Regions from separate parts of the Homo sapiens genome. Here region 1 is linked to region 2. Evidence: chromatin contacts called from ENCODE Hi-C or POLR2A ChIA-PET data. All regions are on one chromosome and are shown on one strand. The core of a region is the stretch at or near the end of the contact, and the rest is flanking DNA. Distances in the headings are between cores, read along the strand shown.

Region 1 (4,160 bases), core at 1,340-3,839, 170 kb after region 2:
CCCTCATGGCCTCCCTCCTGTGTCTTTGCATGGTCCCTGCTTAGTGATTTGGACATCAAAGATGGCTCAAGTCCAAATGGCCTTCTTCCACCTGCAGACATCCAAGCTCCATCTTGGGCAGGACACAGGCCTACTCAAGTGCACATGCCACTGTGTTCAGAAAGCCTGCATCTCCCCGTCTATAATAGCTACAGTTAAAACTGATAGGCAAGGGAGCCAAAAAACTGAGTTTTATTTTCTTTTCATTCCCTCAATCCCCAACCCCAATTTACCCTCTTCTGGATGTTGTAATAAGTACTGTCACAAAGAAGGCATAGCATGGGGAAGGAGTAAGGCTGAAAGGATGCAGTTAACAATTCTTTTTTTCATACAAATGACATTCCACCCACAGAAGGGCATTGTTTAATTTGTCAGCAAGTGTGATGAATTTGTGAATGGGTTTATTTGCAAGTTCTCTGAATCCCCTTGTGACTAATATCAGAATCAAAAGTGAAATATGAGGCCAGGAACAAAGTTACCCTCTGACTCAGGAACACAACAAGCAATGGGATGACTGAGAATGACATAATGATAACATAGTTCAAAAGAGGAAACAGATAAGTTTGTTTCACAGCAAGCATGTCCTTCATAAGCAAAACCTAGTGTGACCATAAGGTAATAAGGGTTGAATAGGCAGGTTCTGCAAATTAAGAGCATAACAGCAAAAACCATGGCTAGTTTAAAGTAGTTAAGATCGCTAGTACATTTCAGGCGTCTTATTTCAAATTTACTTTTTTCTATAAACATATTCACGGTAATTCCATGTTAATCTCTCTTTTCTGAATTTATAGGCACTCACTATGCCTCATTTACTTGGGCACTTACTCAGTTACCTGTAGGCATGGATTCTACAATCTACTCCTTTTAAGTTTCCTATTTTCCTTCCAGCATAAAAATAATAGCTAATATTTCATGCTCTTAGATGCTGCTGAAATTGTTGAGCTTGTCTGTTGTTTCCTGATAACGTTCTCTCCTCCTGCATCTACTCCCCAAAATCTCTGAGGACCTAGTAACTCAAAAAACTGACTATAAAGCACCAAATCTTTTCAGGAAGCAAATATTTAAATACATTATGTTTTCAAAGATCTTTTCAATTCATCTGATATTTGATCAACTACATTCTTTTTTCACTTGTCCAGCTGTTCCGTGGCTGAATTTCCTCTTGTAGAGAAGTTGTTCAAAAAAAGTTCTGTACCTACTTTGCAAACTCTCCAATTTACACTCTAGCCTTAACTGTTCAAAACTTTCCCCCGTCATTCTCATCTCACCCTATCCTTTAAAAAAAAACCCAAAATGATTAATCACCATCTATAGAACAGTTTCAGAATGAACATTTCTCTCTGGAACTTTAGTTTGTATACTTCCCCAGCACAGCAATGAACACACAGAGGGGATTTATACACCTGTGAACTTGCTTTCAGTTATGCTTATTCCAAGTTACTAACCAGCAGTCTTTAAAAATATATGGTTTCTGTTCACATTGAAATTACAAAGAGACTGTTATTCCGATAAATTATGCTAGCAAAAATAGTATTTTTAAAGGGTAGCTCTCATCCTACAATTCATGGGGGCTGTGAGCATAAATAATCCTAGAAGTGTTGCGTTACTAATCTTTAGTCTAGATTTTTTAAGTAATATTGTTCTGATTTGAGATGAAGAACAGCTGAATACACAGCCTAGCCTGTCAAACGAGTTTAAAAACATCATTCCTGAAAAAAATAAAATTGTTCAGAACCATCTGATCTGTACTAAGGGAACATCAAGATTTCAGAGCTAAAATGCACTTCGTTGGCCACTGGTTCAATTACAGCTCATTACTGATAAGTGGGCAGAGACACAAGGCCCATAAACTGTAGGCGCCAGATGTCTCAAGATAACTCCCACCAAAAGCTGACCTCCTGCAGAGGTTAAAGTGCAAGAGAAAAGAAAGAAACCCGAATTTTTGAGCAGAGAGGGCAATATCCTAGACATCCTTCAAGTATGTGGCTGTCCTGGGCGATCTTCTATTCAGATACTGGACTGGATGGGCAAAATCCGAATTCACCTACAGACCTTAACACGGTGGTTCTCGGCACCCCAGAATCACCTGGGCAGCTTTAAAAACTACCGATGCCAGGGCCCCACTATTAGAGATTCTGATTTCATTGGTCCGGGATGGGGGCCCGGGGATCAGAATTCTTAAAGAGTCGTCCAGTGATTCGGAAGCACTGCAGAGCTGAGAGCCTCTGGGACTGGTCCCCTCTCACAATTAACCTGCAATGATTTAGGAATCTCATGGGCCTCCGGCCCCACCTTTTGTCGCGGGATTAAGATAATTATGAGAGCAACGTGACGTCCAAGACCTCGGCTCTCTGCGCATCAGAAGAAGCCAGGGCCCGGGGCGTCTAAGCTCCTCCCTCACTCCCCAAAGGAAACCCAGCCGTCCCCGAAGTCACCTCGTGGGCGCGCAGCTTGCGGATCCTGGGCGTTGGCCGCGCAGGGGCCTAGTTTTCCTTGGAGAGACAGAGGGGGAGTGGGGGACGCGAGGGAGGCGGCTGTTGCCGGGGCGACTGGAAGCGCGCTTCCGGTGCGGAACACGTGGCGTGGCGCGGCGCGCCGGAAGTCCCCCCCTGTGTCGCGGACGTCACGTTCGCACCGCAGGCGGTGCAGTGCTGGAGGCCGGAAGCTGCCTGCTAATCGGCTACCCCGAGTGGAGCGCCGGGGCGGCAGGCGTGGGATGGCTGCGGGTGGCGGGGCCGGCGGAGAGGGAGCTGCACCGGGCGGGGCACTGGGACTGTGGCGGGCACCCGCGCCGGGGGTCGGACGGTGCTTCTGCACCGGCGAGATAAGGGTCGCTTCTGCACCGCCCGGGTTTCCAGCCTTTAACTTTTTGTCCTTTCCTCAGCTTTCTTCGTTTTCCTTCCCTTGTCTTTACTTAGCCTTTTCTTTCTTCCTTTCTGTTTTCTTTCTTAACTAAAACAGTTTTAGTTTCTTAATTTGTCCCAGCGTAAAACACCCAGTCTTTGAAAATAGATTAACCCAGATCTCAGTTTGAGTGCGAGTCCAGTGCTAAGTTTGTAACTTCCCCAAGCCTCGTGTGTCTCATCTATAAGATATGCATAACCTAATGCAGAGTGCCTGATGCATTGCAGCAGACAAAACATTAGTACTAATATGTTTGTAATTATAACCATCACAGCAATACCTGCCCTGTTAACATTACAAGAGTCATTAACAAGAACCAAGCATAAACAATTAGAAGTCTTACGTGACATATCATTTCTGGGGCAATTACCATATTTAATACTTTCTGGGAATTTATTCCAAGGAAAAACAGGTACGAACCAGATAGATGTTTATTACAGAATTATTTTAAAAAGTGAAAATTGGAAAAGACCTAAATGCCCAACAAGGAAATGGCTAAGTCAATTGGGTGGTATTAATGACGTGACATTACTGTATTATTCCTGGACTACAGAAGAATTAAAATGGTATAGAAGAATATTAACTTTAACAAATATTTACTGGATGCCGGCTATGTGCCAAGTATTCTATGTTAGCGCTGTCCATTGTAACCACTACATGTGGCCCTGAGAACCTGAATTGTAGTAGTCTGAACTGAGATACACTGTAAGGGTAAATTACACTCTAGATTTTGAAGAAGAATGAGAAAAAGAATGTAAAATACCTCAATTTCTTTATAGTGATAACATCTTAGAGAAGGACTATTGAGGTTAAAGACTAAAATTTGATCTTTATCTTTTTACTTTATTAGTGTGGCTACTAGAACATTTAAAATTATATATGTGGCATGCATTGCATTTCTATTGTACCGTGGTATTCTATTTACCGGATACACAGTAGTAAACAATACAGTTTTGGGGCTCATAAAATTAAATCTTTTGTGTAGAACATAGACAATAAGCAGATAAATAGAATTGTATGTTGTGGTGAGTTATATGAAGACAGTATAGCAGGGTAAGGGCCAGAAAGTATGTGTATATAGAGGGGGATTATTTTAGAAAAGATTATTCCTCCACCTCAGAAAATGGATGTGGGAGGAAATGAGATATCTATGGATAGAAGCAGGAGATGGTAGGAGGGTGAAGTCTTATGGGAAAAGTCAGGTGTGGATTGAGACA
Region 2 (3,693 bases), core at 289-2,788:
TACGAGTGAGCATGTAAATGTGCGTGGGTGGGGGTGCAGGGGGTGTAGTGACAGGGTCATGGATTAAGTTCTTAAGTCAGTAGATGAGGCAAAAATGCCACGGTCTATTAAGTGGATCTTGGTCTTTGGAGGCTCAAAAGCAACAGCAACAACAACTACAACAAAAAACAACAACAACAAAAATAACGCTTCCGGTTGGTTTTCAGCTGTCACCCTTGCTTCCTGGAAGCAAGGTAGTCAAGACCCATGTTGAAAGAGGGGAGAGACAATGGGGTAAACCACTGGCCCTTCTCTCTCTTCTGCTGAGATCATTCACGTGCCTGAGTTTGTGAGAGTTAACTACACACGTCAGGATACTCACTGGAGTCAGGGAATGTTCATTCTGATGACACCAGAGTGCTCAGCAGTCTTGGCTTCTGTGACTTCTTAAAAATCAACCCATGGCTTCCGCTTTAAATCCCAAACACTATTTTCATAACATTAGATGACAGGAGCAACAAGGTGGGTAGGTGGGCAATATGAAGCAGTGGTAATACATAGAAGTCCATTTTAGAGCTTTTGGAAAATAAGCAATGAGAAAAGTATTATGAATATGAACCCTTCTCCAAGAGCTGTCTCTTTCACTTCTGATTTGTGGAAATATTCTTTACTATTTTTTATTTTTATTTTTTGATACAGGGTCTCTACCACCCAGGCTGGAGTGCAGTGGCACAATCACGGCTCACTACAGCCTTGACTTCCTGGGCTCAAGTGACCCTCCCACCCCAGCCTCCCCAGTAGCTGGGACTACAGGTACATGCCACCATGCCCGGCTAACTTTTGTGATTTTTTTTTTTTTCTGTAGAGATGGGGTTTTGCTACATTGCCCAGGCTGGTCTCAAATTCCAAGGTTTAGGCAATCCTCCCACCTTGGTCTCCCAAAGTGCTGGGATTACAGGTATGAGCCACCATGCCCAGCTGGAAATACACTTTAAAAATTGGTATAATTGTAGAAAGACACATAACCTTAAAATAATCTCCCCTCTCATCTCTCTTCAATACCACTAATATTTTGCATCTTGGATAGGCAGTAGGCAGAATCTTCAGGAACAGCATCCTCCTCAGTTCTGTTCTGATAAAGGGTCTTGAACATTTTTACATATTCCATAAATAATTTCACCAAAACACCCTCCGGGGCAATCTTTGAAAAATGAGCAGCAAAAGATACAGATAATTTCACACAATCTTAACACATTTCATTTCTGGATAAGAACAAATGTCCTATCCACATGCTAAGACTATTGGGAAAAAAAATTTACTGAGCTGCATTTCAGTCACTTGGGTCAGAGTAACTGTTTCTGTCTCCTATAAAAATGGTAGATGACAATGCCACACGCACAGTGGTTTCCAAGACAGACTCAGTGAAAACTATGCTTGAAGACAGCAGGGATTCAGCCCCAGAGAAAACCACAAAAGCTATCACACCACAAGCAAAAGTAAGCTAAGAGTAGTTATTCAGATACCAAAGTGGCAATTGTGTGACCTTTTTCCACGCTGGCTGCTTCCCAAGGCTCATTATGAGAAAGGTTGTTCTTTCTCCCTTCTGAAATGAATGCAGCTTTTGAACACACTTTCTAGTTCCATTTGGTCCCAGAGCCGAGAGATTATTTTAACCATGATCTCCTAATGGGAAATTCACTCACTTTCTTCCCACAGAAAGACTGCCTTGTGATAATTATAGCAGTTTTCAAAACTCCAGGATGTGTGCATTTTGAAAGGAAAGGTCTTTGGCAAAACAACAAAGAAATAATTTCTTTTTGGTCCATTCTGGTCCCTTTTCAAGTCTGCAGTGAAATGGTGAAAGGAATCAGAGAGAAAACACTCATGTTGCAGTTTCATAATTTGTATCATAAGTGATAATCAAATCAGTACTTTCGTGAAAGCAATTTATGATATCTTATTATATTCAGAATTGAAAACAAATAATAGCAGGCCATGGTTCATTTTTTGTGGAAAGCAGTGAGAGGTTGGTGAAGACAAGAGAAAAAGTTGTTACAGATTGAACCAACAGAGTAACATTGAAAAGGTCATCTGATGCTTGATTCTCCCACTTTGTAGTACAAAGGACCATGGGAAATCTGCAAGAGCCTTGAGGAATCTGAAAGAATCGATGCTGTCCCTTAACCTTCTGCCATCTCTCCAAGGACATGCAGAATAATGTAAATAAATCAGCGAAATAGATCTGCAGTGTCTTATTCAGCAAAAAAGTAGAGTCGCTGATTCTGAATCGCCTTGCCTAGCATTGCTGCCAATTCCCTCTTGTAGAAAGCACGTTAGGGGGGATGCTGCACTAGACCCAGTGCAGATCCCCCTTGGGCACCAAGTTGGGGAAGTGAAAGGAATCTTGGGAGGACACTGACATGACTTGCACATCAGGTGGTGGAGCCGAGGGGCTGGTGCCCAGGCACGTGGGGCACAGCAAAGGGAGTAGCTCTGACTTCAGCATATTGCAAACGTTCCAAAAATGCAGATTAGATTCCAGGGTTGGAGTTTTTAAAGGAAGGCTGCTTTAGAGGATTTGGATGATGTCAGAAATGATGTTCTGGAAATATACTCACTCATCGGTGAGCCCCACAGAGAAATGAAAGGGAGTGCAGGAAGTTAGAGTGGCTTATGGGCATCACCCTTCCCACATACTGTGTATGAAAGACAGAGAATGGCATGAATTAAAGAGTAAACAAGGATTTCAGGGGAGAAAGTCAGAAAGGTGTGCTTCCAACGTATAGTAAAGTACAGGTCCCCACTTATCCATGAGGTATACATTCCAAGACCCCCAGTGGATGCCTAAAACTGCAGATAGTAACAAACCCTATATACAGTGTTTTTCCCTGTATATACATACAATAAAGTTTCATTTATAAATTAGGCACAGTGAGAAATTAGCAACAATAACTAATAATAGATCAACTATAACAATATACTGTAATCAAAGTTATGTGAATGTAGTCTCTCTTTCTTATCTTATTGTTCTGTACTTACCTATTTTGGACCACTGTTGACCACAGGTAACTGACACCATGGAGAGTGAAACCGTGAATAAAGGGGGACTACTGTATGTGATAAATGTGGCAAAGATTGCATAGTGAAAAAGCTGGGAGGCATCCAACTTGGTCATGAACAGGCTCCACAACTTGGAAAAGTCACCCAACCCTCCATGTCACTAAATGCAAGTTCAACTCTGCTTCTTTGTTTCTAAAATACAGGTAGTAAACTCACTAGCTCACAAGGTGGTTGTAAAGATCACATGCACATGCGGGCACTTTGTAAACTGCAAAGCAGTTCATGACATTGTGATAAAAAACAGCAAAGAGGTCACGGGCCAAATTCACGGATTTATGTTTCCATTACAATAGGCAAAGAAAACCCCATTCTCAGCCAGGCACGGTGGTTCATGCCTGTAGTCTCAGCACTTTGGGAGCCTGAGGCCGGCAGATCACTGGACCACACGGTAAAAATCCATCTCTTCAAAAAAAAAAAAAAAAAAAAGAAAGAAAGAAAGAAAAGAAAAGAAAAAAAAAACAAAGAAAAATATTAGCTGGGCATGGTGGTGCACACCTATAGTCCCAGCTACTCAGGAGGCTGAGGCAGGAGGATCACTTGAGTCCAAGAGGTCAAGGCTGCAGTGAGCTGAGATTGTACCACTGCTCTCCAGCC

The links. Hi-C counts contacts between places; a loop is a spot of excess contacts on that map. ChIA-PET counts read pairs that join two places held with the same protein, here RNA polymerase II (POLR2A). Pooled maps may share reads with other maps.
Region 1: a pooled map shows a loop between it and region 2 (2.5-fold over the local background). The contact joins the promoter of GEMIN8 here to the enhancer-like site in region 2. A Hi-C loop is called at or near these places in 1 of 168 maps with a recorded cell type or tissue (GM12878), 10 of 37 single-sample maps with no recorded cell type and 8 of 50 pooled maps. POLR2A ChIA-PET finds 5 or more read pairs at or near these places in 2 of 52 experiments (MCF 10A and WTC11).

The regions. Positions count from the first base shown.
Region 1 is chrX:14,027,303-14,031,462 of GRCh38, forward strand. GEMIN8 (gem nuclear organelle associated protein 8) reads right to left here and starts at 2,590. Exons shown (of 5, transcript NM_001042479.2): 1 at 2,475-2,590. RefSeq lists enhancers at 2,179-2,679, 2,680-3,180 and silencers at 2,557-2,756, 2,791-2,930.
Region 2 is chrX:13,862,038-13,865,730 of GRCh38, forward strand. It overlaps a transcript of GPM6B not described here. Among named protein-coding and RNA genes, the nearest start is that of GPM6B, 47 kb to the left of the region's middle. Within about 2 kb of position 1,539, at least 2 of the 41 ENCODE cell types and tissues checked have a DNase peak (open chromatin) inside an H3K27ac peak, as active enhancers do.